Regions from separate parts of the Mus musculus genome. Here all the other regions are linked to region 1. The links are chromatin loops, found by intact Hi-C in ENCODE. Cell type or tissue: heart. All regions are shown on one strand. Links, peaks and the distances in the headings refer to the core of each region. The heading gives the core; the rest is flanking DNA.

Region 1 (10,473 bases), core at 1,154-9,153:
TACTTGCCGTCTGACATGTCACCCATGGATTACACACACACACACACACACACACACACACACACACACACACTGCATGCTAGGTACTGGCATTACTGCAGGTCAAAGCAAACAACGTCCACATAGGAGCCAATATCCAGTCAAAAACACTTAGAAAGCCACAGCTTTAAATGGCTTCTGGGAGAATTCGGGAGAATGACTCAGCTCTATCCAAAGGGCAGGCCACTGAGAGCTTGAGCATTCAACAGTGAGTATATAGATAACACAAATTGGACTTTTTTTATTTTTTATTTGGGGGGGGAGGGGCTGGGGGTTGGGGGTCACAAGGGCAGGGCAGGGTGGTCAGAGAAGGACTGGGAAGCTAATTTGATCGGGGTGTGTGATGTGAAATTCCCAGAGACTCAATAAAAATATGTAGGAAACAAAACACAAAATCCCAGATCTGGAAATATGTTTGGAAGACCAACAAGGGGCACACGAGGTGCAAAGGCCTGGAGGCCTGGAGAGCCAGAGCCTGGTGCAGGACCACAGATCCTAGTGAGGTACAGTAAGGAACCAGAAAATGAGGCCAGAGTCAGAGAGAGAAATCAGGGGGAAGCTACTGCCCCAGGAGGCAGAGTAGACCCAGCTGAGACAGAGAAGCCACTCCCACTTGCCCTGCCTGACCTGGATTGGATCATTTGTGGTGGGAAGATCCAAGACCCCAAGTCCAGGTCTTTTGAGGTGGGGAGACCCGCTCCAAATCTGGTGGCAACCACAGAAAAGAATATGGAAGAAGGAAGATTTTGCTTTTTGCCTGCTTGTCGTCGCTTGCCTGGTTGCTGAGGCGTTTCTTTGCTGGTATGAAAATCTACTTCTTCAGGATTCTAACATAGACTAAAACCAAGCAGCTCTGAAGGGCTTCAGCAGCAGCTGGGACTCCTGAGACACCCAGTCTCATGGACTGAAAAACTACCTGGTCCTTAGTCTTTCCACTGAGGAGACAGCCATTGTTGAAGTACCCAGACCACAGCCTGTAAGCTACTCTAGTGTGTGTGTGTGTGTGTGTGTGTGTGTGTGTGTGTGAGAGAGAGAGAGAGAGAGAGAGAGAGAGAGAGATGTATATGAATATATATGTACAACTAGATATATTCATTCACACACAAATACATGTATATCTATATAAACATATAGATATAGATCTATGTATTTATTCTATCAGTTCTGTTTCTCTAGAGAAGCATGACTAATATAGCCATGAAGACTTCAGCTAGAAGGTCACATGCCTACACCCTCAACTGCACCTTCAGACTTAAACACTAGCAGGCTTTTCCTACACTGCCATCTTCCCTTATGCAATTGAGGCACCGCTGGGTTCTTTCTAAGTAATACTCTCACTAATGTGCCGTGAGGACATTGCGCTAAAGGAGTGGCCTGGAGTACCTATGTGGATCTCCCCAGGCTATGGAGTCATCTTTGAGAATGGCTGGTCCAGACCTCCAGAGAATAAGCATGATGGTTATTTGTCAACTTGACATGGTCATCTGGGAAGAGAGAACCTCTCACTTAAGAGAATGCCTCCATCAGATTGGCCTGTAGGCAAGTCTGAGGGGACATTTTCTTGCTTCATGATTGATGTGGGAGGGCCCAGCTCTCTGAGGATGACATCACCCCTGGGCAGGTGGTCCTGGATTGTGAAAGACCACAGGCTGAGCAAGCCATGCAAAGCAAGCCAGTAAGCAACATTGCTCCAAGACTTCTGCTTCATTTCCTGCCTCAGGTTCCTGTCCTGACTTGCCTTTATGAGAGATTGTACCCTGTAAGCCAAATAATGCCCCCCACAATGTGGAAAGAAAACTATAACACAAAACTCCCAGGGAACCTATGTGTACTGAAGACCCAAAGCCCTGCTCAGTAGCTGTACCTAAAACCAGAAAGATGTCAAGTAAAACCTAATTTTCTCTCTATGAATATCATAGTCCAGCGGTGCTGTTGTAGCCGAGTATTGTTGACCGGGGACGTTATAAAGGACAGGTATTTGTTTCCGATGGCTCTGGAGCCCCGGGGAATCTAAAGCAAGGCACTGGCGGCTTCGGTGTCTAGTGTGGCCTGGACTCTGCTGGACCCTGGGACCTCTGAAAGGGACAAACACTGTGTCCTCACTCAGCAGAAGAGAAGGGGACAAGTCCCCTCTCTCGCAGGCCCTGTTAATTAGAATCATAGGAGTCCGTTCAGGACCATGGTTTTGCATTTGAAAATGAACAAATCCTCCCAAATAAATTACAAAATGCATGGGACAGTGTGGGCAGAGTTAACAGAGCAGAGCGAGAAGGGAGAAAGTACCACCTAACACCTCCTATTTCCAGACAGTGTGGCTTTTATGAGAAACCAGAAAAGCTAAGGGAAGCACCAGCTGTATGCCCAGGCTTCCTGACCTGGCAGGAAGAGCCTGGCGGCTAGCCGGGAGACGCATGCCAGCTGCAGAGCCTCGCCTTCTGTTCCAGGCTCCGGGTCATCTCCAGGCGAGGAGATGCCTGCACAAACACTGGTATCTCTGTTGAGGATGTTAGCGGCGTTAAGGTCACAGCAAGCAGTATGCTCTTAGGTATCTGTTGGCAGTCTTCTCACTCATTAGTCGAGTGTGCAATGAACTGTATCACCTGTGAGCACTCCCTAGCCTAGCTCCGGGCTGAGGCTGCTCAACTGTCTGTCGCCTCCTCCAGACTTCTACCTTCCAGGTACCACCCACTTCAGAGACGCTTGAAAAGATGCTCCTCGAGAGACATCCACACTCTGATCTCAGAGTCTGAGTTCTCTTAGGTGGTCCTGTGGTAAAGGACCCTGAGATGCAGCGCTTACTGAGGCCTGACTGTGGACTCTGCCCACAGTGGGCTGAACAAGGCAGAGGGAGACAAGGACGTGATGACAGAAAAGAGGGAGGAAGATTCTGCTGCCACGGAAGCTGGAAGAGACTCGGAACAGTTGCCTCTGTAAAGTGGCTGGAGCAGGCAGCCCCCCAGACGCCTTGGTTTCTGCCCCTTGGTTCTGATTCCTGTTTCCAAAACATAAGATAAAGTTCTGCTGAACCATCTGTTTCTCTGTTTTGTTTGGTAATGCCTTGCACAGAACAAACCAAGGGCCTTCTACCTGTCAAACAAGTACTGGACCACCAAGCGATGGCCCAAACTTATTCAAGGTGATGCGCCACAGCAGGAAGTACCCCTCCAACTCCTCATTCTGCTGCACCAACTGCCACATGTGGTTACTTATTTAGTCTGCACCAGGCCCAGCCAGAAGAATCCTGGTGAGGCAGGATGGCCAGCGCCTCATTTTTCACTGGGTTCACACTGCCCTCCCCGACAGAGTGGATGCCCAATTGAATAAAAGGATTCGTGGACCCAGCCAGGCAGTGGTGGCACACGCCTTTAATCCCAGCATTTGGGAGGCAGAGGCAGGCGGATTTCTGAGTTCGAGGCCAGCCTGATCTACAGAGTGAGCTCCAGAACAGCCAGGGCGATACAGAGAAACCCTGTCTCGAAAAACAAACAAAAAACAACAAAACAAAACAAACGAACAAACAAAAAAGAATATGTGGATCCACCTGTGTTCATTTTTGAAAAGTAATAACTTTTATGTAAAGGTGGCTCTAAACCTGTAGTCCCAGCACTGAAAAGGCTAAACTAGAACAATTATAAGTCTGAATCCAGAGTGAGCTACACATAAGGTAGCAAAGTAAAGCAAAAGTAAGGTTGAGCTGGGCTTTCGTTCCTTTGCATGCAAAGATCTGAGTTTGACCCTTAGCACTGCATTAATCCTAGCACGTGAGGGGTAGAGGCAAGAAGATGAGTTCAAAGCCATTCACAACTTCATAGTGAGTTCAAGGCTCAGGTACAGGCTGTCCAAAATAAAAATAAAAGGGGGGCAGAATTGAGGCCTAATCAGGCAGGTAGCACCTATAATCCCAGCTACCCAGGAAGGCAAGGCAAGAGAATCATGAATCACTTTAATCCAGGAGTTCAAGACCAGCCTTTGTTCACTGGGACTGGGTGTAGCTTTGTAATGCAGTGCCTTCTCAGAACACATTAGGTTCTGGGTTAACCCCAATATGGTAAAAACTAAACAAAACAAAATAAAACATGAGATTTAGATAAGGAATGCAGAAGGAATGCCAACTGACTTACCACCTAACCCTCACCAACTTATCAACAAGGCAATCACGGAAAAGACAAAGGGACCTCTTTCTTCAGATGACTAATTCCTTACAGAGCTGAGGCCAGTATGAAAGCCAGCTTGCTTGCTTGCTTGCTTGCTTGCTTGCTTGCTTGCTTGCTTTCTTTCATTCTTTCTTTCATCCTTCCTTCCTTCCTTCCTTCCCTCCTCCTCCTCCTCCTCCTCCTCCTCCTCCTCCTCCTCCTCCTCCTCCTCCTCCTTCTTCTTCTTCTCTTCTTCTTCTTCTTCTTCTTCTTCTTCTTCTCCTTCCAGGAGCTTTGTTAGCCTGTGAGAGCCTTTGTACCTTCAAAGGCAACAACAAGCAACTAAAAATGTCCCTAATGTCCCATCCACCCACCCATTGCATTAGCTAGAAGGGGCCCCAGAGGCCTTTGGAAGAGCCTGGCTCCCGTGGTCACATTAACAAAAGCTACCACACTTGAGTGACTACCTGTGCCATGCCATGGACAGACTGGCTGCAGTCTGCTTGGCAAAATCTCAACATGGCACCAACCCCTGGTTTCTGGGGGAGGAAACTGAAACTCAGGGAAGTGGTTGCCAATGTCACAACAGAGATTAGCCTACCCTGACCCTTCTCGTGAAGCCACGGGAAGTCATGTTCATCTGATCACACAGCTTAGTTGGTGGTCTGCAAGGATTTTACATGTGCACACACATGCACACAGAGAAAGGGAGAGGGGGAGGGGGAGGAGGAGGGAGAGAGAGAGAGAGCATGTGAGCAACAGGGCCCTGGGAACACTGAAATCTCCCCAATTTACCAGACCCCTTTTATAAAAAAATTGCTTGCTTGCTTGTTTGTTTGTTTGTTTGTTTGCTTGCTTGTTTCAGGGCAGGATTTCATCTGTGTAGCCTTGGCTGTTATGGAACTCACTCTGTAGACCAGGCTGACCTCAAACTCAGAGATCCGCCTGCCTCTGCCTCCTGAGTGCTGGAATTAAAGGTGTATGCCACCACGCCACTTGTTTTTGTTTTTTAAGACAGTGTCTTGCCATGTAACTTGAGCTAGTCCAAAACTCAAAGCAATCCTCCTGTCCCAAGTGCTGGGGATTACAGGCATGAACCATCACACCCAGTCTTTAAAAGCTGTTGGTTTAAATTTACCCAACACCAAGCAAACACCGCCATCTAGTGGATGACAGGTCATGTGCTGTTACGAACCGGTCCCTAGGTGCCACACCACCACCACCACCACCACCACCACCACCACTACTAAGAGATCCAAGGTCAAAGCCAAAGACAGAAAAAGAAGAAAACAAGTCTTAATACATTAATATAGCTGGAAGTCAGAGCACTGGTCCCATGGTCCCATCTGGGGGGATTCTAACAGTGAACCCATATTTTTGAAATGTTCTTTAGTCCCCTCCACAGTATACTACTCATAGAACATCTGGCTTGACTCCCTCAGTGGACCAGAAAACAAAAAACAAAACCAACCAAACAAAAGCGCTATCTGCCATTGCTCCTGGGACAGGAGCTTAGCCATTCTCCACAAATCCTGATGGTTGGTTGGGTCTTTCTTGGCCTGGTTTAATTTGTTAAGCTGTTAATTTGTGGCCCTCCTGCCTGCTCAGTCTCCTGAGCCCCATGCACAGCTTTCTAGCCTAGTTTGAGTGCTGCTGGCTGGGACTAGGATGTGAAGGACAGAACTCCCTCATCTTACTCTTTCCTCCCAATGGCATGCTCTTTCCCAGCTCTTGCCGTGGCTGGAGTCTTCTCAGTGATCACATTCATTCTCTCACGCACCCTTCTGTAGCATTAGCTAACAGACCTGGCTTCATCATTAGAACTTGGTAGAGCACAGGAAGTGGATGGAAGAAACACAATTCTAGCTCCAGGGAGAATACAGAAGGAGGCAAGATTTAATCTCTGTGCAACAGGACTTAGCTGTAAGTGGCATTCGCTTGGGTACACTGGATGTTGGTCCTGCTGGTCCAGGTTGTCTAGGATGAGGTTGCTGAGACAGAATTAGGGATGCAAGACATTTGCTGGTAAGCTAAATACTTGTTAAAAGTAACAAGAAGAGCTGACTTGAGGATGACCTTGAACTCAGAGATCCACTGGCCTTTCCCTCTTGGTATTGAATGCATTTTTACCATGGCTGGCCTTCCTATATTTTGATCCTTTTCAACTCCCCTCCAGTTCCTCTGACTTCCACCCCCTCTCCCAACTCACCCGACTTTCTGTTCTCATTTTTTAAATCCATTGACTCCAATTTGTGCTTCCCATGCAATGGGATGTGTGGCCCTTTATTGGAGCATGATCCACCCACAAGGGGTTGCATCCTTAAACTGACTCTCCCTCAAAGCTCTGAACAGTAGCTCCTCACTAGGAGTGAGAATTTGTGCCCCCTCCCCATTCATATTGGAATTGTTTCCGGTGTGAGCCTTTGCAGATCTTGTGAATATTGCCACAATTGCCATGAGGTTATGCAACTGCCCTGTTGTGTCCGGAAAACACAGATTCCTTCTGATCATCCACAGCCTCTGTCTGTTACAGTCTTTTCTCTTCTATCAAGATGCCCACATTTTAGGAGAGGAGATGCATTGGTTTGAACGAGTGTCCCCCCCCCCCGCCCCCCACGTTGATTGTGCTGTTTGGGGACGCTTTGGCTTTGGACATTTGCTCTTTTCGGTAGAAGTATGTCACTAGAGGCAGGCTTTAAGAGTTTAAAGATGGGCTGGCGAGATGGCTCAGTGGTTAAGAGCACTGACTGCTCTTCCAGAGGTCCTGAGTTCAAATCTCACCAACCACATGGTGGCTCACAACCATCTGTAATGAGGTCCAATGCCCTCTTCTAGTGTGTCTGAAGACAGCTACAGTGTATTCATATACATAAAACAAATAAATAAATCTTTTTTAAAAAAAAGAGTTTAAAGATGTGAGCCATTTTATTCACTATCACTTACTGCTTGTGGTCCAGTGTGAGCTCTCACCACCCTGTTCCTGCCCCCACACTCACTGCCTCCCTATCAGGATGGACTCTTAACTCTGGAACTGTAAGCTCAAATAAACTCTCCTTTAAGTTGCATTGATGATGGTGATTTTGTTTTGTTTGTTTTGTGGGGGTAAGATTTATGTATTTATTTTATGTATATGAGTACACATACATGAGCTACTCTCTTCAGACACACCAGAAGAGGGCATTGGATCCCATTACAGATGGTTGTGATCTACCATGTGGTTGCTGGGAATTGAACACAGGACCCCCAGAAGAGTAGCAGGTGCTCTTAAACACTGAGCCATCTCTCCAGCCTCTGTTTTGAGTTTGTTTGTTTGTTTGTTTGTTTTGTGGTTTTTTTCAAGACAACATTTCTCTATATAGCCCTGGCTGTCCTGAAATGAGTTCTATAGATCAGGCCAGCCTCAAACTCAAGAGATCCACCTGCTTCTGCCTCCCGAGTGCTGGGATTAAAGGTGTGTGCCACCACTGCCTAGCTTTGGTCATAGTGTCTCATCACAGCAAAAGAAAAGTAACTAAGACAGGGTGTGGTAGAACATCCCTTTGGTGACTGATTATTCTGCAGACTTTTATTTATTCTCTGCACTTTGACAAGTTCTGTGTCTCAATGTTCCTGTCCATCAACTGCAAAAAGAAGTTTCTCAGATGAGGGTTGAGAGATGCTCTGATCTGCAATAAGATGCTCTGATCTCAATTGTAAGTCATTAGGAATTACTTCAATACTGTGTCCATTTAACAAAACAATAGTAGCAGGTTCTCCCTAAGAGCTTATAACCTGTCTAGCTCTGATAACAGTGCCAGGTATGGGCCTCATCATTTTGAGCCTTAAATCTAATCAGAAAGCAATTGGTTATTTCCCTGACATTCACGCCACTATTGTAGCTGTGAGCATGTATTACCAGGTGAGTCGTTACTGGGGCTCACAGTATTCATAGATAAGTAAGACTGATGGTTACTTTCTCCTCTGGTGTCATGCGCAGTACCTTCTAGTGCTATGAAAGCTAGTCGGTAAGGAGAAAGCTTCCAAACCAGTATCAACTTGGTTTCTTCATATTCTATGGCTCAAGTATGTGGTGCCTTCAGCAACAGAGTCTTACCATCAATTCTGGAGGTTAACCAAGAGCATTGGCAATATTTTATAACTAAGGGTCTACTACCCACTGACCAACAGCTCCAAAAAAAAAAAAAAAGCAACCCATTCCTGATTGAAGCAGCAGTGACCATGAGCGAGCAGGTATTTCTGCAGTAGGATGTTAAGGTTCTTTTGGGTATACGCCTAAGAGCGGTATAGCTGGATGATACGGTAAATCTACTTCTAGAATTTTTAGGACCCTCCCCGCCGATTTCCACAGTCACTGTGCAGTTTGCTCATCCCAGCAGCGACTAAACGTTTCTCCATCCCACATTGTTGATGTTTGTTTTGGGTTTTGTTTTTGACCTGGGTAAGATGAACTTTCAATGTTATTTTAATTCATATTTCCTGGTGGCTAAGGATGTTGAACATCTTAAAACCCTCTCTTAGCCATAGGTGTTTGATCTTTTTTTTTTTTTTTTTTTTTGGTTGTTTTTTTTGGGGGGGGTTCTTTTTATTTTGTTTTGTTTTTGTTTTTGTTTTTCAAGACAGAGTTCTCTGTGTAGCCCTGGCTGTCCTGGAACTCACTCTGTAGACCAGGCTGGCCTCGAACTCAGAAATCTGCCTGCCTCTGCCTCTCGAGTGCTGGGATTAAAGGCGTGCGCCACCACGCCCGGCTTTTGATCTTTTGAGGACTCTGTTCATGCCTCAATTTTCAACAGGCTTGCTTGCTTTCTTGATGTTTTTGAGTTCTTCCTGGGTTCTAGATATTAACTCTCAGTGAGATGCGTAGCTGGAAAAGGTTTTGTTCCGCATTTCAGGCTGCCCCTTCACTCTCATAACCGCGTCCTTCTCTGTGCAGAGCTTTTTACTCTTGTGAGGTCCCACTTACCACTTAATGTCCTGGCGCCTGTGCCAATAAGGCCGTGTTCAGAAAGTCCCTTCCTGTGCCAGTGAATTCAAGAAATCCCCCAGTTTAGACCCAGGCTATCTATCGGGCCTGATGTTGGGGTACTTGACCCATTTTGGAGTTGAGTTTTGTGTAGGAATAAAGATCTAGTTCATTCCTGTATGTAGCTATCCAAGTTTGTCCAGCATATTTATTGAAGATACTGTTTTTTTTCTCATTGTGTATTTTTGTGCCTCTGTGTCAAAAATAAGGTAGCTAGAGGAGAATGGGCTTATATGTGGGTCCTCAGTTCCATTCCATTGATCCGCATGCCTGGCTTTTTGTTTGTTCGGTTGGTTGGTTGGTTTAGTTTCTTTTGGGTTTGGGTTTGTTTGATTTGTTCTGTTCTGGGTTTTTTGTTTGTTTGTTTTTGTTTTTGTTTTTGTTTTGAGACAGAGTTTCTCTGTATAGTCCTGGCTGTCCTGGAACTCACTTTGTAGAGCAGGCTGGCCTCGAACTCAGAAATCCACCTGCCTCTGCCTCCCAAGTGCTGGGATTAAAGGCATGCGCCACCATGCCTGGTCCACTGTGTCTGCTGTTTTGATTCCTATACCTTTGTAGGATAACTGGACTTCTGCGATGGTGACACCTCCAGCAATTGGGCTTTTACATTTGTTTGGTTTGTTGTTTTGTTCTTTGGGTCTCACTGTGACCTGGCTAACCTGAAGTTCAATGTGTAGAGCAGGACCTGCTTGGCTCCAGCAGGGGTTTCTTCTGTTTAGGATTGTTTTGTCTACCCTGGGTCTTTTATATTTCCATATGCACTTTAATATTATTTTTCAAATTATGTGAATTCCAATGAGGTTTTAATGCGGATGGCATTGAATCTGTAGATTGCTTTTGATGGGAAAGCCACTTCACACAATATGAACCCTGACAAACCATGAGCGTAATAGGCCTTTCTATTTCCGGGTACTTCCTTCGGTTTCTTTTTTCACTGTCTTAAAGCTTTCCTTTAAAAAACAAAAAAAAAAAAAACAAAAAAAAACAAAAAAAACAGTAACAACAACAAAATGAAGCCAAGGTCTCCCTGGCTTTGGTTAGCCTGAACCTTGCTGTGTAGAACACACTGGCCTTGGCGCCTGGAGATCTCAAGGATGCTGGGAGTAAGATGTGAACCACCACACCCAGCTCTTAAAGCTCTCTTGGGACAAGTCTTCACTGCATTTGTTACTTTTTCTCCAGTAGTCTCGAGGCGAATGGTGTTGCTTTCCCGGCTTCCTTCTCCTCCTCTTTTGGAGGCTTTGTGTGCTGATTTTTGTATCTCTCTGCTGTGCCGAATGT
Region 2 (10,473 bases), core at 1,580-9,579, 50 kb before region 1:
GACTGCATCTGGTATCAACTAGAACACAAGCTGCTGGGCACGCATGTGAGGGAGTTTCCTGATCGGGTTACTGAAGCAAGAAGACACACCCTATATGTGAGCAATCCCTTCTGGTGGCAGCCCAGGTAACAGGACATGGAAGAAGGAAGCTGGCTTTATGCCTACTTGCCTTCATTCTCACTGGCAAGCTCATCTACCCTGCTGCTCTGGCATTCCTTCACTAATATTAGAACTAACTTCTGGGAGGATTCCAACACAGACCTAAACCCAGCATCTCCCTAAGAATTCTCCAGGCCTCCAAGCCCATAGCGGAACTGCTAAGACATCCAGGGGCTGGAGAGATGGCTCAGCGGTTAAGAGCACCCACTGCTCTTCCGAAGCTCCTGAGTTCAAGTCCCAGCAACCATATGGTGGCTCACAACCATCCATAATGATATCTGATGCCCTCTTCTGGGGTGTCTGAACACAGCTACAGTGTACTTACATATAATAAATAAATAAATCTTTAAAAAAAAGACATCCAGTCTCATGGGCTAAACTACCAGAATCTCAGCCTCTCTAGTCTAAGATAGCTATTGTTTTGATTATCTGAATCACATCCTATAACCTAATCTAACAAATGCCCTTTAATACACACACATTCATTCATTCATTCATTCATTCTATCAGTTTTGTTCCTTTAGACAACCTTGGGAATATGCCAGGGACACACAGGGGCCCATTAAGGTGATTGTAATTATCATGATAGCACTGTGGTTGTGGGACACTGGGGAAGCACTGATCCCATCCCCCATTTACCTGGTTAGGTTTTGTCAATACAGACAAAGAGTCACTTAAAGAGGGGAATCTCAACTGAGGAACTGCCTCCATCAGACTGCCTGCCCTATGGGATATCTGTGGGGCATTATCTTGACTAGTAATTGATGTAAAAAGGCCCCGCCCACTGTGGGCTGTGCTATCCCTAGGCTAGTGGTCCTGGACTGTACCAGAAAGTCTGATGAGCAGGCCAGTAAGTGGCATGGTTCCTCCATGGTTATTGCTTTCAGTTCCTACACTGAGCTCCTGCCATGGCTACCCTCGATGACTGTGTGTGACGTGTGAGCAAAATAAACCCTTTCCTCCCCAAGCTGCCTTTGGCCAGTGTTTATCACAGTAACAGAGAACCTAACTAGGATCCCCACCTGGGTGCTGCTTTACCCCACTGCCCTACAGGCTGAGACCCCTTGACCCTGCCCTTATTAAGGCTCTCAGGGCAGACACGTCTGGGATCAGAAAGCACCGCCTCCTCAGGTCAGGCCACCGCTCACCTCTCATCAACCTCCCTTGCTCTCAGCCCACGCCCGAACCACATCCCTAACAAGGATAAGATAGATGGATCTGCAGAGGGCAAACACCCGCCCCTGCTCCGTTGCCATATGTGGCAGAAGGGCTCCTTGTCCCCATGTCCTCCCTTCTAAGGAAAGGGAGCCCCAATGGGGGCCAATGGGTTTAATTTCTGCCCTGGACACCTTGGCTGAGTGTCTCAGAGAAACATGGGGCCCTACCTGAATCAAGGTCACATCCCTGTCTGCAGAAGTCAGGGACTCTACATACTCTGCCTGAAAGAACTGTTTCCTTCCTTGGAGCCTGCACCTTGCCTACCCCAGGGCTCACTGAGGTGGCCAGACACCCCTTTGGGAAAATGGCGGGAGAAGAATCCACTATATAACTCCACCTGCTACCCACACAGATGGCCTCTGGAGCCCTCCTAGGCAGGCAGGAAGGGCAGGCACAGGGAGGTGGACACAGCGCCCCCCATGATAGGGACTTGAGGTAAATACCTGGCCTATGTAGGTTGTTACTGGTGCCCTTGTGGAAAAGACAGGACTTACAGAGCCATAGCATGGCCTCTGGGCCTATTTACCCTAATAACTACACCTGCAGAAGGGTCCCCTCAATCCTTCTCACAAGGATGTGCCTCCATTGATACACTCCCCAAACATGCAGGGAAAGCCTAAAGTTTAGTGTGCATGGCAGCATGCAGGACCAGGGGACAGAGAGAAGGCCAGCAAGGCAGCCAGAGCCTCTCTAGCTAGGAACCAGCACAGCTCATGGGCTGAGCAGTGACCTACAGTCCACAAAGGCCCAGGTTAGAGCCCCAGCACTGCAAACAGCAACAAAAGCTTTCCAAGCAATCCAGCTGATGACTGTGAGTGTTGGAAATTACATATGATCATTCCCTGGGGGGCCCATTGCACCCACAGTTACGTGCAGCCAGGTAAGGTGGAAGAAGGAACTGACAATGTCACTGGCCCACTATGTCCAGGGCCAGGCCTCCCTTCCCACCTACTCTACTCCCTATACCACAGAGCAAGCCAAAACTACAAGCCCCACATCACAGAGCAAGCCACACTACAAGCCTCCACAACACAGACCAACTTGTCCCAACTGCCATACCTTGCCACCATGATGATCTGAACTGATAAGTTCCAGGTTCAGTGAGAGACCCTGTGGGATGACATCCAATGTCAAATTAAACCTCTGCCCGCACATGCACACTTACACACACACACACACACACACACACACACACACACACACACACACACACATAAAACAGAACTACCACATGATCCAGCAGACACACTAGTATTCATACAATCAAAGGCAGCAGCACAGACCTGCAGCTCGTGTTTATTTCTGCACTTCTCACATCAGCAATGATGAATGCATGGAAACCCGGTGTGATCAGAACACCCAGCAGACACACATGGAACTGTCACTCTACTCCATACATATCTCAGCTCTGCTGTGCCAAACAGAAGACCCAGGGGTGGACTGAGACAAAGAGACAACAGCCAGGCTGACTCTAGGCTTGCAAGGGCTAGGGATGTACCTCATGAATCCCCAAAAGAACCTTGTTGTAGGGTCCACTGGCTAGTTCCTTTTACAGATGGGGAAGAAAGATGAGAGAAGATGACCAGGGAAGCCAGTGTGTTCCCAGTAGAGTAGGAGAGATCACGCCTGGCCCCATCCCTCCCCCAAGCCACCACAGACTGACTCTGAGGAAGGAGGGTACCCTTGGACCAGCTATCCTTTTCAATCCTAGGCTTAGCCCTGGGCATCAGTGGATGGCTCCCACCCTTCTCTGGGCTTTCAGGATAACTCAGCCTGAGAGAAAGCAGATCCCACATTTACCATTAGCACTTCCCATGGCCAGGGCTCAGCTCCACAGTGGGCTTTAGGGAGACCTAGCGGAGGATGCTTAGCCATATTTTCTTAGACCTAACGGAGGATGCTTAGCCATATTTTCTTAGGGCCAGAATCAGGGATGTCTGGCTGAAGAAGACGAAGGGTAGTCAAGCAAGGATGTGTGGGAATCCTTTAGGAGGAGTGAACAGAACATGCAAAGGTCCAGGGGCACACTGAGAACTGTCTGTCCGTGGTGATAAGTCGAGCTCCTGAAAGAGTGCCCTCTCAAAGCCAAGTCTGGGTCATGAAACCTCAGACCCGTAGTTCTCAAGCTGCGGGTCACAACTCCTTTGGGTTGAATACCACATATTGGATATTTACACAGTGATTTATAACAGTAGCAAAATCACAGTGATGAAGCAGCAACGAAAATAAATTTTAAGGTTGGAGGTCACCACAACATGACGAACTGTATTAAAGGGTCGCAGCATTAGGAAGGTTAAGAACTTACTCTCAGACTGTGCTACAGCAGCCAGGATCAGGGCAGAGGCCAGGGGCATGGCTGACTGGAGGAACACCAGCGCATGTAAGCCCCTGTGTTCAATCCTCAGAGAAGGAACAGGGAGGGAGGGAGGGAGGGAGGGAGGGAGGGAAGGAGGGAGGGTGCTGTAGTAGATCAGCCTGGTCTGCCAGGGATACAGATGAAACAGTAAAATCCTAAGACCTCACTTCCTGTGAAGCACCAGACTAATCTTATACACCAAGATGGCCAATCCCAAAATAACCAGGGAGGGGAGACAGCCTGGGCCCCATCCAGCTCGCATATTCTAAGATAACTGAAACCAGCACCTAGACCCATGGCATAGAACAACCCTCCCTCAGCAGGTTTGCCCAGCCTTCCTTTTGTTCTTTGGCACAGACTGTGAGAGACACTGTTTGGGGCATTTCATCCCACGATGCTGGGATGCTGGGTTCTAAAGTAACCCCGGTGCTGGAGGGATGGGCTCAGTGAGGAGGCTAAGGCTACTTCCAGCTAACCACACATCCACTGCACTTGAGCCAACACTGACAGTGTGCAGCGGTGTCACTGTTAAAGATCACCTGCAGCCCAGTGTGAAGCTGGGCTGGCATTGGTTCTGGAGGGCCACAGCCATGAGTACAGCTGAGACAAAGGAAAGGAGACTTGGGCGTGCCGGGGTACATCAGGTGGCCATCAATCAAAAGGTGTTAGTGTGTGAGCCTGGTGACACAACCCAGGTCTCCTGTCGTGTGACACCTTCAACTGCCTTGAGCTATAGCAACTAGCCAGGCCAGCCTCTGCAGCACAAAACAAGAGAAGACACCTGACCCCCCAAGTGCCAGCTCCCGGCCTAGTGGGTGGGTCATGTCCCAGGTGCCAGATTTCTATGCCAGATGGAGCAAGAATCCCAAACTGCCCACTGACTGTCCCTACCCATCACACTCACATGCACACTCTCACTCACCGACTTGCCTCCGGGAAACAACTTGGGTGGCTGGCCGGGAGGCAGGATCATCCCTCAGGGAACCCAAACCCCTCTTACCCGCTAACTTCACATCCCCCTGCAAGGTTCCCTCATCCCTCAGTGCTCTTCCTCTTCTAAAAAGCCCACCTCAAGACAGACAGCCATTCTACAGACCAGACAGACGCCTTATCCTCAAGCCTGACCTGGTGCTTGTGCTCTCTCCTAAGTGCCTCTGGGAGCTGTGTGATGAGCACACCCCTGGCTATCCTGCTTCTCTTCTGGTATCCACGCTTACCCATCTAGCCAAGTGCTCACTCCAGGAAAGCACAGTACTATCCCAAGCCAACTCACCACAGGCCAGGCCTGGGTAAGAGGGAGGTTTCTGCAGCTAGACAGACCTCAGTGCACAAACCTCACCTGACCAATGGAGTCGGCAAGGCCAGAGCCAGACTGCAAACCTAGGCTGCCCCAGTGGATGCAGAGGGAAAGCTGCTCTGGCATCAGAGGATCCCTCACGGAGACGAGTGGCAGTTGGCAGGCTGGGAGCAGAAAACAGAAGGTGTGGTAACAGAAGAAAGAAGGGCACCAAAGGGCAAAGGAACCAGGGCTCTTGCTGGCCGCCACTGGAGCAACACACCCCTGCCACCCTGCTATCCACTCCCGTTCTAGGTAACTCCTTCCTGTCAGCTCCCCTCCCTCACTGTCACCTCCTCCCTCAATGGCATCTCCTCTTCCTTGTCAAACCCTCCACTCTTATCATCTCCTTGTCTTAGGGTTTCTATTCTTCGAGGAAACACCATGACCAAAAAGCAATTTGGAGGGAAAGGGTTTACTTGGCTGACCCTTCCACATCGCTGTTCACCCTTGAAGATCAGGACAGGTACTCAAGCGGGGCAGGACCCTGGAGGCAGGAGCTGATGCAGAGGCCATGAGGATGTTACTTATTGGCTTGCTTCCCCTGGCTTGCTCAGCTTGCTTTCTGTCAGCCCAGGGATGGCACCAGGCACAGTGGCTGGAGCCTTCCTCCAATCACTAATTAAGAAAATGCCAGCCGGGCGTGGTGGCGCACGCCTTTAATCCCAGCACTCGGGAGGCAGAGGCAGGCGGATTTCTGAGTTCGAGGCCAGCCTGGTCTACAGAGTGAGTTCCAGGACAGCCAGGGCTATACAGAGGAAACCCTGTCTCGAAACCCCGCCCCCCCCCAAAAAAAAAGAAAATGCCTTACAGCTGGATCTCATGGAGACAGTTCTTCAAAACCGAGGCCCCTTCCTCTTTGATGACTCTAGCTTGTGTCAAGTTCACACCAAACCCGCCAGTACACTCCTCCTCCCTGTTACCCCCTCCTACACTAGGTACGTCCTCTGCTCTCGGTGTCTCCTATGTCACTGTCACCTCTACTCTCTTAAACTCATCTCCTTCCTCACTATAGCATCTTCTTCCTCTCCTGCTGCCTCTTCCTCACTGTTACCTCTCCCTCACTGTCACCTCTCCCTCACTGTGTCTTCCTCTCCTTCACTGTCACCTCTCCCTCACTCTGTCTTCCTCTCCTCACTGTCACCTCTCCCCTGCCTTCCCTTCCTCTCCTGTCATTCTCACCTCCATAGCGCCACCTACTGTCCAGAAGCCCTAAACTCCTTCCAAGGCACCTGTGCCACCAGGCCCACAGTCCCAGGACTCAAACATGCTACATACAGCACAGCAAGTTGTTCCCAAGTTCTGTAAGGACAGTCACCTTTCTCAAACTAGCTCCCCAGACACGGTGACCATTGCCTAGTCCCTCCCTGGAGGCCTTCAGGACAGCGTCCCAATTAAAGTGGGCACCCTCCTGAGCCGAGTTGGTACCTTCAGCTGGTATCTGCCTGCAGCTAGGCTTAGTAGTTGTGGGGCCCAGGTTGCCTGTGGGTAGTTGGTACAACCAACCTTCCTCAGAAGAGCATGGTATGTCCCTCAACCTTTAGGGAAGAGCAGCTGCTTCTGACCTGAGGGGTGGCTTGGATCTACAGCAACAAGAGGACACAGAAGGGAACTTGTGAGGAGCTCTGCCCTCTTCACACCAGCTGTCCTGACAAGACTCCTGTCCTGCTGACTCCCAACACAGGGCCCTGAGATGGACTGGTTCAGGATGGACTCTGTGATCCATCCCAGTCTGCCCTGGTGTCCAAACAGACTGCCTCCATTGGCTGCTGGCTGCTGTCAGCCATCTGCTCCATCTGGCTAATGTAACAAAGCTTGTGTGACATTTCCTCAAATAAACAGTCTGAGCTCAAGGCCACTGCTGGGATCCGGGCCCTGGCCTTCCAGAGCTCTGACCAGGCGAAACATGGCCACTGGAGCTTCACAGAGCCATCTACCCCATCTCTCCCGGGATCTGTCATAGACCCTCAAGTGCTTTCCTTCCCAGGTTTGCCCGAGTGAGTGCGAGCTCATGTCAGATGCATGCAGAATGTGTCCACTGATGCTACGCAGAAGGCCAGTGATGAGCCAGCCCATGCTCAGGAAAACAGCAGCTCTTCCAGGGCACCAGACACAAGTGTGAGCACTGAGGAGGACCCTGGCTGATCCGCTCAGATGCAAGCCAAGCAGCAGCTGCTACCTAGGACACAGTGCATGGCAGGCTGGGGACAAGAAGGGAAAGCAAGTGCTTTGGAGCACTCTAAGATAACAGGACCAGTGCTCCTCGAAGCTGGGCCAAGGGGTGCAGGAGATACAGAGTAGGCATTCAGACCACTTGGGGCACCGCATTAGCCTCCAGAGACAGTGTTGCTGACCTCTGCTGGGCAGGAGCCAGGGCCCCATTCTGCTTCATGCTGCCATCTGGGCCTCTAAAGTGGGCTGGCCTCCCAGCTCACCCTGGCTGCCTCCCCACTCCTTTCATATGCCACTCAAAAAAAAAAAAAATCAGCTCAGTCCCCTACAACTTTCCCCCAGAAACCCAGCACTTTCTTATGCAAGTGTTGGGTTTCGGTCAAAAGCCACCATTTCAGGCAGGCCTTCCCTGACTACCCTTCCTGTCTTTCCTTCTTACCTGCTTTGTCCCTAAAATGTTGGTTTGTATGTTTACTCACTCACTGCTCTTCCCAGGATGCCACTGTGCCAGGGTCAGGCCCACCTGCTCTTACAGATACTGTCAATCTCTAAGTATCTGGACAATAATGGACAAATCTCTTTGATATGGTTTGAACATGATTTCAATGTGTCCACTAAAGCTGGCGGACATGCTGAAGGCTTGTTTCCCGGCATGATGGTGTTGGGAGGATTGGAACCCTTAAGAGGAGCAAGTGTGAGGAGATTAGATCAAGGCAGGTCTCCCTGGGAAGAGTGGCACTGGTCCTGGAGAACTGTTATTTCTCTTGAGGGTAGATTCTTATTTTATTTATATGAGTACACTGTAGCTGTCTTCAGATACTCCATAAGAGAACATTGGATTCTATTACAGATGGTTGTGAGCCACTATGTGGTTGCTGGGAATTGAACTCAGGACCTCTGGAAGAGCAGTCAGTGCTCTTAATCACTGAGCCATTTCCTCCAGCTGGAGGGTAGATTCTTTTTTTTTTTTAAGATATATCTATTTATTTATATGATTACACTGTAGCTGTCTTCAGACACACCAGAAGAGGGCATCAGATCTCATTACAGATGGTTGAGAGCCACCATGTGGTTGCTGGGATTTGAACTCAGGACCTTTGGAAGAGCATGCAGGGCTGTTAACCACTGAGCCATCTCTCCAGCCCATGAGGGTGGATTCTTACAGAGTAAAACTGCCCACACACGCTTGGCCTCTTGTGCACGTGGCTATTTTCCTTTCTGGTTCTCCATTATATCTTAAGTTATTTAGGGAGACAGGATTCTGGCACCACATTGCTGGGGTCTTCCAGGGATTATGAACTAAACATCCATCTCCCTTCTACACAGCTCTCCGCACCAGTTACTCTGTTCAACCTCCCTAATGATGTGACCTTTCAATACAGATCCCCATGTTGTGGCGACCCCAAACATAAGATTATTTTTGTTGCTACTTCATAACTGTAATTTTGCTACCGTTATGAATCATGATGTAAATATCTGATAATACAGCATATCTGATATGCAACCTTTGTGAAAGGGTCGTTTAACCCCCACCCCCACCCCCAAAGGTGCTGTGATAAGAACTGCTGTGTTAAAGCAACAGAAAGGTGCTAAAATCCCCCTCCAACCTGATTCCTCCAATGAGAATGGCAGCGCCTTGCCATGCCACCTTGCTGAGTTGCCAGGCAGGAAGCCTGAGCACAGTGAGCCATGCCCAGGACTGCAGCCAGAAGACCCTGTGCCACCCTTTGAGCGTACCCCTGCTCACTGTGCAGTTTCCTGTCCCCACCAAGCACAGAGCTAGGCTTCCGGCTCCTGTCCTCCTGCATCCAGATGCCACCTCATCTCCTCTGCGCTGTGGCTGGCCCAACCGTAACACGATGCCATTTTTCTCATTCCAAACCGAGCATGAAGAGCTCACTCGTTCTTCCACTAATGACTAGACGTCTTTCCAAGGAACAATGCTTTTCAAAACGAGGTAAACCAAAATCGTATGACCACAAAAAATAAAAAGGAACCGCTTATGATAAACGCACAGACACTCGGCTCTCGTCTATTTGGGCTGTTGGGGCTGTTCCTGTGGATGAAACGCAGCTTCAAAATTAAGTGGGCAGAAACATATTGCTTCAAGGGTCAGTGGGAGATGAACAAAGGGAACTCAGACAAAGTACTCCCAATGCCCACTGCACTTGGCCAGCGGCTCTCCCTGTGCTCAGGCCACACTCTGGCAAATGCTAATCAGCCTAGGCCTCCTGGAAGAGAGAACACAGGCTCCATCCAGCTATGTAGTCCAGCAGCTTCCTGCAGGAGAGCCCTGTGCACACCACATCTAACGGAGAGTGAGTTAGGAGTGAGGTGTCTCCTGGCCAGGCCAGAAGCTTCTTTAGTGCCCTGGACTAGCTTCCTCTGGCTCCTTTAAAGCATCAGAAACATTCTCACATGGCTTGAGATCAGTGTTTGTCCCCTAGAGTGTCCTGCAGCCTGGCAGGCTGGCTCCTAGGCGTAGGACAGGTTAAGGGCACAGAGCACCATGTGTCTAGCTTTGCCAGAAGAAGGCTGTCAGGAAACCAGGGCCAGCACTGGCACACTCTAGCAGTACACTCCAAGGCCGTGGTTTCTCAGGAGCAAGGAGGTCACAGTGGTCTTGTCTGTCCTCTGTACCCCTGCCAGGAGCCCCCTCCTCAGAAGGTCCAGTATGTTCAGAACTGTAGGGACAAAACATTCAGAAGGTGGTGGCTCTGTGCCAAGCATCCCTGCCCTCACCCACCAGGTGGAAAAAAGGCCTAAGCCATAAACTAGAGAAAAAGAATACAGTGTTCCGCCCTGGTACAGCTGGACTGACAGTAGTCTAGGATCAGTGTGCTGATGCCACCAAGCACAGCCTTCTACAGACTAGCTCCCGGGCAATCACAGGATACCCCAGGCTCTGCCTCAGTGAGCACTCAGGCCTCCATTTCCACTAGTCCTTGTGTCATAAGCTCCCAGACAGCTCAGGCCCCCTAGTGAGAAGGTCGGCAACAGGTGGGAGGCCTCCCCCATGCAATACCCTAGGTCACCTTGACACCGGTCCCTTGGCCTCCACGAAAGTGAGAGTCTCCCCTCGTTCAGTGTGCACTCACTGAGTGCCACCCTGAGAGGGAAGAAGGGAAGAGGATGGTGACAGGCATGGTGGGAAGGCACTAGCCCACTGTCCGTGTGTCTGGCTTATGGTAGCAGTGATCCCACCGCACCAGCCTCAGCAGCTAGCCATTGT
Region 3 (10,473 bases), core at 762-8,761, 200 kb before region 1:
TCACAGCACAGTGTGGAAAGGAAGTGGTACCAGTAACTGTAGGGTGTGCTAGCCACAGCTTCCCACTTGAGGTAGCACAGGATGGGCATAGAGATGGCTGGCAAGGCACAGCAGTGTGTGATGACAGAGCCCACTCAGCCCAGCCCCACTATGTGGACTGCTTCTATCACCCTGTGCACAGTACCTTGTTTGGCCCTCATGCCTTCTGTAGGGCAGGCTAGTAGAGGATCACTTTGTGGACAAAGAAACTGAGTCAGGTGAACACAACACCTACTCTTGGGGCACTTGGTTTGGTCCCAGCAAGCTACACCTAGTCCCTAGTGTCTTGTCTGAGCTGCTGCTTCCCTCCACAGGGGCTGAGCCACATCCCAGCTGGGAGCACATCCTCTTTACCTCCTGCCACAACTACCACCTGCAGCTGCAGCCCCCTCGCCGCAGGCTGCACTCATGGGCAGACGACTGGAAGGCCATCTTGGACAGCAAGCGGCTCCGCTGAGGACTGTACTATGGCTCTCTCGTGGTTCAGCATGGGGCTCACAGCTCACAACTGGACAGCAGGCAGCCCACTGAGGGTTATGCTGCAGTTCCCTGGTACTTCCTGGAGGATCCCAGTGAACACTTTGGTCAAAACAACGTCTGACACACTTCCCTTCTTCCCCTAGCCCAGCAAGGCCTTAACCTGATAGTTGGGACGGGGCTAGAAGAAAGATGCGTGTTCTCAGATAAGTTGGTCTGACCTCAGGCAGATGCCCCATGCCACTGCCTCTCACTGTGTGCAATAGGGGTTCTCTGAGACATGGAAGTACCCTGATCCAGGATCTGCAAGACGAGGGGTGCCAGGGACAGACAGATGACAACGGTTCCCCTGGCAGGCATGTAGGTACCTCTACTGTAGAATCTTGTCCAGCTTACATACTTAGTCTTTCTGGATTTCCATGGCCACCAGGCTCTTTTGGAGGCCACCGAGACCCTCCCTACGGTCTCTTGCTCTGGTGTTCTTAGATCCCATTAACAGCCCAGAAAGGAGTCAGCAGGTGTGAATATTTGTTGCCAATATGAAAAATAAATGCTACTCACACATAGCCTGTGCTGTGGCCTTCTCTAGAACCTGCCCCAGGATCCTCTAGTGTGCCATCTGCTTGTGATATAAGCATACGGGAGTCCCACACACTGATGAACAGGACAGAGGTGGGCATAGCTCACCCATGTGTACCTCATGTACCTCGCATGGTACCATATGGGGGCAAAGGCAAGATGGCCTGGATGGTGGCATTGCTGGCAGCCTGGTGGTTTCTTTTGGTCCCATTCATCTGAGGGAGGCACTGCTGCCTGCTAGCACCTTCTCTAACACTGCATTCTCTCCTCACCCTGCAGGTAGGCACAGGGCCTCGTCCCTACTCTTCTCCCAAGGCCAAGTTTCCAAAAGACCTAGAAATTGCTGTTACAACTGTAGCATTTGTTCCCTGTGAGCGGAACTTCTGGGTGGTATCACCAGACCAGCCACCTCACAACTGTCCTCTTAATAATTTGAAAAACAGTGCCCTTGAAGGTCAGTTGCATTCTCAAAACCCTGGCTTGAGATGGGCACAGTGACGCACACCTGTTTCCCAGCATTTAGGTTGATGCAGGAGTATTACTGTGAGCTCAAGACCAGCCTGAGCTATGTAGTCAGTCTAGACCAGTTACATTGCAAAACCCTGTCTAAAAACATTGAAAGCCAGCACCCAATTTGTTTCTGGGTGTTCACGCTGAGCCTTCACGCTGCCTTTTGGTACCTACGGCAGAGGATCTTCGGACTTCCTGGGGACTGGCTTAAGGAGAGAGAAGGACAAGAAGAGAGCCCTGGCTTTAGAGCTGGCCAGGGATTCCATTTCCCACCCTTTACTCTTAAGCACCCAGCTCCATCACCCAGGCTAGGTAGGGAGGTCTCCAACCAGACCAGAGAAGGATGGCCCAGGAGCCACTGCCTGCCCTGGGCTCCTCTGGATTTCACCATATGTGGCTTTCCATAGTCCTGCCCCATTTTTGTCCCTTGGACTGGTCAGGTGCTCTGCCAGTGTCTTACTGCAAACACATGGCAGTTCTGTCACTTGATTGTGGAACTCTGGCACAAGAAGGGCAGCATCTGGGAATGCCCTGACCCGTGCCTACTCCAGAGAGCCTTTACTCTCCTGATGCACAGATCACTGTTAAGCTACAACCTGTCCTTTCTTGTTCATCCCCAAGGTTACACATTAATATGGACATTGCAGTATAAAATATCTTCAAGCTTAAAAGCCCTGCAGTCTTACCAGTTCAAACACTTTTAAAAATTCAAAGTCTGTTTTAAATCTAAAGTCTCAACTATGGAATCCCATAAAATGAAATTTAAGTTGAATATGTATATTTTTTAAGAGGGAAGAATCAGGACATAGTCACAATGCGAACAAAGCAAAACAAAACTCCAGCTTTAAAAATGCAGTGTCAACGACTCAGTCTTCTACACCCCTTCTAAGGCTTGGGTCACTTTTCCAGCTCCACCCTCTGTAGCACACACAGCTTGTCTTATAGGCTCCAACTGGGTCCACTTCAGTGCTGCTGCTGTTCTTGGCGGTCCACCCATGGTCCTGACATCCAAGAATGCTGGGGTCTCCTGCTGCAACTGGCCTGCGCTTTTACCAGTAGCCTCTTCCGGGCTCTCTTCATGGTGCCAAGCCTCAACTTTGCCCATGACCTTTCAAACCAGGAGCTTCCACTGCTACTCCAGCTGTGCCTTCACTAGTGGCCTCTCAAGTGCCAGGCTTCAGTTGCTCTCCATGACCCCTTCACACCTCCAAAACCAGTAGCTCTTGGCAGACTCTTACCCATGACCAAGTTCAGGTGCTAACATGAGGTACAACCAGGGCCACCTCTGGAACAGCTTGTGTGCTGACTCAGGAAACACTTCCCAGGAGATTCCACCTCAGTGACGCTGGTCTCTTCTTAGTCACGGCTAATTTATCTCCAGCTGAGCAGCATCCATTGTCCCAGCCAAGCAAAGGTTTCACTTCAGCGTGTCTGGTCTCTTGTCAATCACAGCCGATTCTTCAGCCCAGCCGACCAGACACCACAGATTCTGCACACAGAAGGCCCGTGGAGTCTTTGCTTCCCTCTGGAACTTGACAAGCCATCACACCCTATTCCCCTGGCACTAACTTGTCTTCAGGTTTCTATCACTGTGATGAAACAGTGACTGAAGCAAGTTGCAGAAGAAAGGGTGTATTTGTCTCACACGTCAACATCCGTAGTCCACCACTGAAGGAAGTCAGAAGGAACACAACGGAGCAGGAACCTGGAGGCAGGAGCTGACACAGAGGCCATGGAGGGATAGCTTGCTCCCTGTAGCTCACTCATCCTTCTTACAGAACCCAGGACCACCACCATTCCAGAGATTGCACCACCCACAAAGGGCTGCCCTCCCCCACTGATCATTAACTAAGAAAATGCCCTACAGATAGATCTTAGGTGGATATTTTCTGGATTGAGTTTCCCTCCTTTTACTTAACTCTAGCGTGTCAAGGTGACATAAAACTAGCCACCATATCTGCTGAGGTTTGCAGCGCTCTCTGGGTTTCTCCCTCCTACCTCCTGCTCAGGGAGTTTGTGGTCTCTGGGGCCCTTCATGGAGTAGCCTGGCATCCAGTCTTCACTAGTCCTCCTATTTATACTAGGGTTGCTGAGAGCAGCATTTGACCAATCCTGTGGTGATCCAGGAGGACCAGGAGGCCCTCCTCACCAGTTAGGGACACTCTTAGGCAAGCTCCTTCAGAGCCCAAAGCTCTGCTACCCTTCCAACAAATGGTGCTCCCTGTCTGGGAGGCTCCACTGGGTATGAGAAGGCCCCAACTTCTTGTCTGTCCTTGCAGAGACATGGTGAGAGTTTTACGCACTGGATCCTTCTGGAGGTGCCCCAGGAGTCTGAAAGCTGTCCCCAAAACACAGGCATCAGTGGCTGCGTTTATCTGCTGGGATTCTGTACCCAGGGAGCACAAGGGCTGGCATTACCTCGTCGGTGCAGTCGAGGAAGAACTGCCAGTTAGATTCCTGAGTGTCGCTCATCAGACAAGTAGCTATCAAGCACCCATGGCTGAGGACTGGCAGGGGAAGTGGAAGCACCCACTCTCTCTCTCTGTGCCCAATGTTGTGCCTTCTTTTAAAAACGACTCTACAGGATAAAAATACATGGAAGCCACATATGAACAGCCTCCCCAGTGAGTGTCTCTGCGGTTTGAAAACTCCTTGATTAGATCTGCTACAGCTGGCTTGAATGTACAGACTAGGTTTCACAGAAGGTCAGTAACAACCAAGCTACTTGCCACTTAATGAACGCCTGCCTGCACAGAGGACTTGTGGACTTAATGCAAACTCCAAGAATCTATTAATTAGTTCCACTACTGGGCAAATTCTAGAGGTTCTCAACCTGTGGGTCGTGACTTCAGGTGACATATCAGATATTTACACTATGATTCATAACATCAAAATTACAGTTATGAAGTAGCAACAAAATAATTGTATGGTGTGGGGAGGGGTCACCAGAGCATAAGGAACTGTATTAAATAAAGTGTTGCAGCATTAGGAAGGTTGAGAACCACTGAGTGAAACAAATCTGACAGAGGAACTACAGTTTGTAAAGATGGCCACTTGATGGCGCCAGAGGACTGGCTCCAGAACCTTGGAGCCCTTTGTGCCTCCCTGAAGCCTGCAGTCATCCCTGGGAAGTCTCAGCCTGTTGTTCCCAGCCACCAGCATTTCTCTCTGACCTAGGCACCTTCTGGGCTGGGTCTTGGAACCTCAGGCACTGTTGTCTGAGCACTGGGATATGACTCACATCAGCTGCTCCCCCCACTGAGAAGGGCCTGGCATTATTGGATGTGTGAGTCTCCAGGCTCAGCCAGTGCAGTTCTTCCCTACACAGGCCCCATCTCCAGCCTGGAGCCTCTGCTTTCCGACCCCACTGACCCAGGCCCTGCCCTGCCCTGCCAGCGATCATCCTCCCAAGTCCCAGCCTTATGACAACTTACAGTCCTAACTCCACAGGACTCCGGAGTCCTAACTCCACAGGACTCTTATGCAAGGAGAAGAGAGTCTAGGGAAGAGGACAGAAGACCCCAATGCTTCCTGAGCCTATGCTGTGTGCTGCGATATCATAAATTTCCCCAAGTGACTATGAAGCAAGGTTAAGATAAAAAGAGGAAAGGTTTATTTTTGGTTTATTAGGGACTAAGACCAAAGCTTTCAGCCCACAGTCTGTTGGTCCTTTTGCTGTTGAGCCTGGGATGAAGAAGAGTATTATGGTGGGGTCACTCAGTGGAGCCAGTGTTCACTCTGTGCCTGAGGTGTGAAACGACAAGTGTAGAGGAGGGATGAGGGTCCCTTTGAGTATCCCTCCCAATGACCTAACTTCCTTCCCCTAGGCCCCATGCCCTACAGGCCCCCCCATATTACCTTCAACACATGGTCTTGCAGGGGGTGGTGATTTTACAATAAAAGCTAAGACCCACACTGACAGACTAAGCTGCACTTTCCCACCACCAAGCACACACACAGCCGAGCAGAGAACACAAGTGTGCTGTGTCTGTTTAATTTTTTCTGCTGTTTGTTGTTTTTGTTTTTCAAACAAGCTTTCACTATGTAACCCTGATGTCCTGGGATTCACTCTGTAGACCAGGCTGGGCTTGACCTCAGAGATCCACCTGCTCTGAACACAACACCCAGCACAAGGTCTGTTTTGTGGGGGTAGGAAGAAGGTGTGGGTGAAGCAGGCAGTGACATCCAGGGACAATGACAGTTTAAGCAGAGTCTGAGGTATTGTTGGTGGGATGCTTGCTGGTCTGCAAATGGAGACAGCAGGGGCAAAATGACACTGTGGTGTGAACCATAAAACCATAAGTACACTTAAGCCTGAGTAATTCATGCTGTGTGCGTGCGTGCGTGCGTGCGTGCGTGCATGCGAGTACATGCGTACATGCCTGCCTTCATGCATGGATTCTGGGAGTGAGATGTGGTCATCTAGGCACCACTGAGTTCATCCTATGGGAAAAAGGGATTAGACATCCCAGGAAGGGAAGAACCAAAACAGAAATGGAGCAACAGCGGCAGGTGCCAAGAAAGGAACTGAGGGACCTGCAAGCAGCTTACGGTGAGGGAAGGTGCAGGTCGCCAGTGGGAGCAGAGAAGTAGGAGCCAAGGCCAAGGCCAAGGGAGGGACCACAGATACAGGAAGGAGAAAGGAGAGCAGAGTAGCCCCAGTTCCTGAGAGGAGACAAACCATGCCACTGGGGAGTGAGAGGCCCTTCCCTTGCAGGACTCACCCCTGCCCTTTGGTCCCACATGGAAATCCTCCCGTGGGTGGACTCTCCCCCTACCCTGCCCCGACATCCATGCACTTTTCTTCCTGCAGTATGTAGTAATCTGTCACCCATTTAAGGTCCTGGAGTGGGAAAGCTCCCAGGAGCAGGAAACCGCCCCTCATACAGGGTCCTGTCCCTGCTTTCCTAGCAGGTTTAAATTCTCTAGACCCTCCTTTTCCTCCTGCTAGGGATGTTGCCAGCAGCAAGCACATTTCAGCAAAACACATTCAAACCAAGCAAGGGACTTAAGATAGCAGGAGGCTTTTCTTCGGGACCTCTCTGTAGAGGGGGGGGATGCCTGTAAGCCTCAGAGCCTGCCATGCATTTACAGGGCTGAAGCGAGTGGGGAAGAAGGTTGTAGACTTTTCTGGCCTGCAATAGGCCAGTGCTGGGGTGACTGGTGAGGTAAAGAACGGTAGATGATTGATAAGTGCCTCAGGGGGAGGGCGAATGTGATCAAAATACATTGCATGGAATCTCAGAGAATTACTAATGTTCTATTTTAAAATAGATTCCCATCTCTTCTGGCCATTGTCTGCTCTGCAGGGGTGGGGATGGGAATCACGCAGGCAAGTTACTTTAGTTTTGGAGTACTAATTATGGTAGTTAAAGGAAATAAATTACCACAATTTAACCGAGGTGGGGGAGGGTTTTTAAAAATGGCTTGGTCTTGGCTATCAACCACAGTGGATGACAGGCAGCTGGCTCCAAAGCAAGAGAAGTGGACACAAGGACCAGGAGTTCATTCGACCAGAGTCAGAATTCAGAACAGGTGTAATAATGCCGTCTGTGCACAGAACAGAGTCCTGGGTGGTTCAAGACTCACAGTGGAGACTGGGACAGTTAGAACCTGAATCATGACTAAAGGCCTCGGGAAATGGGCTGAGCCGAAGCATAAATACTTCTGAAGAGATGAGCAGTCAGGGGCCTGAGCTGAAGACTTCTAAACTACACACAAGGAGGCGGTGGGAAGAGGAGGAGACAGGGAAGTGTCTTTCTTACTTCACAAGAACACGCCCCAAAGAGCACAGAGCTGACCCTCACGGTGCCCCAGTACCCTGAGCCAGGGTTGATGTATGAATAGAGATTTTATACTGGACAGATATGTTGAACATTTACAATCTGAGGACAAAATAATTCTAAGCCTTTCTAGACCACCACCACCACCCCCCAAAAAAAGAAAGAAAAAAGAAAATGAGATACATATCTTCAGAATCCGAAGGAAAATAATTTCAGACTCAACCTCTGAATATAGCCAAATATAGGGAAAATCCCCCTGAGGGATGGAGAGATGGTTCGGCATTTTGTTTGTTTTCTAAGACAGGGTTTCTCTGTGTAGCCTTAGCTGTCCTAGAACTCGCTCTATAGACCAGGCTAGCCTGGAACTCACAGAAATCTACCTGCCTCTGCCTCCAGAATGTGTCTAAAGGTGAGCAACACCACAACCCAGTAAGATGGCTCAGCTTTGAAGAACTTGAACTGCTCTTCCAGAGGACCTGGGTTCGACTCTCAGCATCGTGTCAGGTGGCTTACAACTTCCTGTAACCCCAGCTCCAGGAGCATCCCAATCTTCCAGCCTTTGTGGGTGCCTGTACCCACTTGAACATACCTACACACACACACACACACACACACACACACACACACAAGTAATACAAGAAAAATGAATGTAGAAAAACATGAGAGTGGAACTATGTGACCTTGTCAGTTCCTTTTTTTCCATTTTTAAATTTTTACATGTGAGTGTTTTGTCTGCATGTATGTCTGTGTACCACATGTGTGCCTGGTGTCCACAGAGGCTAGAAGGGGGCATTAGATTCCCTGGGACTAGATTCATACATGCTTGTTAGCTGCCTTGTGGATGCTAAGAATCTGAATCCAGGTCCTCTGGAGGAGCAACCAGTTTGTGCTCTTAACCCCTAAGCCATCTCTTCAGTTCCTGATAAGGTTCCTTTTTGAAAGAGTTACCAACTCTTAAAGTTATAAACTCTAACAAGAAGGAAAAGAAGCTGTTAGAGGCCCTACCCTTAATGAATTCAGCCATCATAGGTAAGATAAGGTATATAAGGATTTTCCTGCTCCCAGGGACCCTAATTTGCTAGGGTATAGACTCTGAGTGGTTATACTATGTCTTGAGCCCCAAATGCCAGAGGCTGACATATGAGGGGACCAGATGCATCGGTCATGGAACTCCCTGTGAGTGCCTGGCTTCCGTTCTGGCTCAGAGGCTGAAGATCAGGTCCCTGATGGAGGAGACCTTACCATATAGTGACCATTCTGTGAGTTTTGTGATGTCATAGCTCCTTTCCTTCTAATTACAATTTGACACTTTCAGACTGTCCATTTGTAGATGCTTGCTGGTCACCCCATAGACAGGCCTGGCCCCAAGATCCCTGTGTGTGGCTCCAGCCCCACACTACGCTGGCCATCTCTGCTGAGTTGGGCTCTGGATAGGATGAGGGCCAGCACCATGGTTCCTGCTGCTGGGGGAGGGCTGTGTGCTGACATGCTCTGACTACTGACTAGGTTATAGACTTTGTTCATCTTCAGTGCCAACAGGGAGCCAGGGTATCAATGGGGTAGAGTGGGACTTCCCTGAGGAGGGCTGTGACCTCAGTTCCTATCAGCTTCTTTCTTGACACTGTCTGATGTTAGGTTCCCCCAGCTTTGGCTTCCAGCCCATCTGCTGTCAATGGTTACTGGAGCTTGGGTCAACTTCATGCTGAGCAACTGCCCAGCCTGTTCCCAGGGTGTCAGCTGAGGTAGATACCCCTGTGTACGCAAAGCCTTTCATTACTGCCAAGTCCTCATCTCTGCCTCCTGCCTAGCCCAGCTCCTCTGACCTCACTAGCTACTCACCACCACTTTGGTTGGAGCCTGTATCCCACCACAAAGCCTCTACACTACACTTCCCTCCTCCAGAGGCTGAGGTGGGTGAAGACTGCTCTTCAACAGTGTTCGGACACCAGGTCTTTCTTAAATGGCATCCTTTGCCTAAACTTGGACCTCTCCACCTCCAGCTTCTGGGCCACCACCTGCAACTCTCCTTCATTTGGGGGGAAAGGCTATGTCCCTAACCCCTAAGATCCCAAAGGAACAGAGATGGAGAGGAAGAAGAGAGATGGACAGATATTTAAATAGGACACAAGAAAAAGGGGAATTTGCAGGGCAGGGCAGGTGATAAGAAGGGCCATGAGGGAAGGGCACAGTTCAGAAAGCTGAAGACCATGGAGGGACTAAGAACTAAGACAAGGCCCGCGCAGCCTTGTGCAGAAGGGTAGGCCCGTGGGAAAGGGTAGAGGAGCACGGTGATGGCACCCAACCTCCTGTGACAGTGACACCCCCACCGTCCCAAGAATATAAACATCCTGAAGGCATCATCCTGCATGGCCTCCCGCAACCACACAGAGATATCCATGTGATAGCACAGGCAGTGTTTAAACAGCTGTAGCCATCGGCAGCTGGTCTCACATGGAGGCGCCCCAGAGCCATATGAAAACAGGAGCCTGCAGCCATGATTAGCCCTGGATTCTTGAGAAAAGCTTCTTGTGGAGGAAGGAGAGCACTTAAAGGAGCGAGAGCACAGGGCTTGGGGGCGCTCCTGGGCCATATGGCACCGGAAGCTCCGTGGGAGGGTGTTCCGGAAGCATGGAGGGCTTCTGGGAAAGGCAGACAAGTTCAGAGGCCGCGTAGTCTTTTCTGGGGCTTCTGACCATCTGTTGCCCTGTTGCCCTTGCAGGTTTCCTCTCTCTGGGGCCCCAGGAAGTAGCTGGTGGCTCTGCCTGGCCATTAATTCACCCATTTTGTTCTTCCCCAGGCTCTGAGCCCTGTGCTGAATATTCAGACTGGCTGCCTGATTTACCCCTGCCTGCGTTTGAGTGGTTCTATTTATAAAGCCCCAAGGATAGCTGACGAAAACGGTGAAGAAGAAACAAAATTTTCAGAGTTTAAAGGCACTATGCCAGCTGTTTGTTTGGAAAATAGGATGACGTCTATTCTCAGTTCCTGGCCTTCCCCTGGGACTGGGGAAGTCAGATTAGGCTGAGGCGTAGCTACCCGCAGAGCTGGACCACACATCACGCCCTTCTGTACCCACGACTTCAGA

The links. Hi-C counts contacts between places; a loop is a spot of excess contacts. Peaks named below come from ENCODE experiments on the same cell type or tissue, not always from the same donor. Only the 100,000 strongest peaks of a DNase experiment are listed, where the experiment ranks them.
Region 2: it touches region 1 in a loop (2.9-fold over the local background); 5 of 42 quality-filtered maps call a loop at or near these places.
Region 3: a loop joins it to region 1, with 7 times the contacts of the local background. A loop is called at or near these places in 37 of 42 quality-filtered maps.

What each region holds. Positions count from the first base shown.
Region 1 is chr11:60,071,665-60,082,137 of GRCm38, forward strand. No RefSeq gene overlaps it. Among named protein-coding and RNA genes, the nearest start is that of Rai1, 28 kb to the right of the region's middle. In heart, for the core only: a CTCF peak has its summit at 5,316 (motif pointing left); no DNase peak of the experiment used is centred there.
Region 2 is chr11:60,021,217-60,031,689 of GRCm38, forward strand. The region is part of intron 2 of Pemt (phosphatidylethanolamine N-methyltransferase); the gene reads right to left. It overlaps Gm38498 (a long non-coding RNA gene), which reads right to left and starts at 5,738. Exons shown (of 3, transcript XR_879899.1): 1 at 5,073-5,738; 2 at 2,437-2,487; 3 at 1-70. In heart, for the core only: a CTCF peak has its summit at 6,283 (motif pointing left); a DNase peak (open chromatin) is centred at 6,275; H3K27ac peaks cover 3,022 bases.
Region 3 is chr11:59,875,452-59,885,924 of GRCm38, forward strand. Nt5m (5',3'-nucleotidase, mitochondrial) reads left to right here. Exons shown (of 5, transcript NM_134029.2): 5 at 354-1,082. The coding sequence ends at 496. Among named protein-coding and RNA genes, the nearest start is that of Nt5m, 33 kb to the left of the region's middle. In heart, for the core only: no CTCF peak of the experiment used is centred there; a DNase peak (open chromatin) is centred at 4,780; H3K27ac peaks cover 825 bases.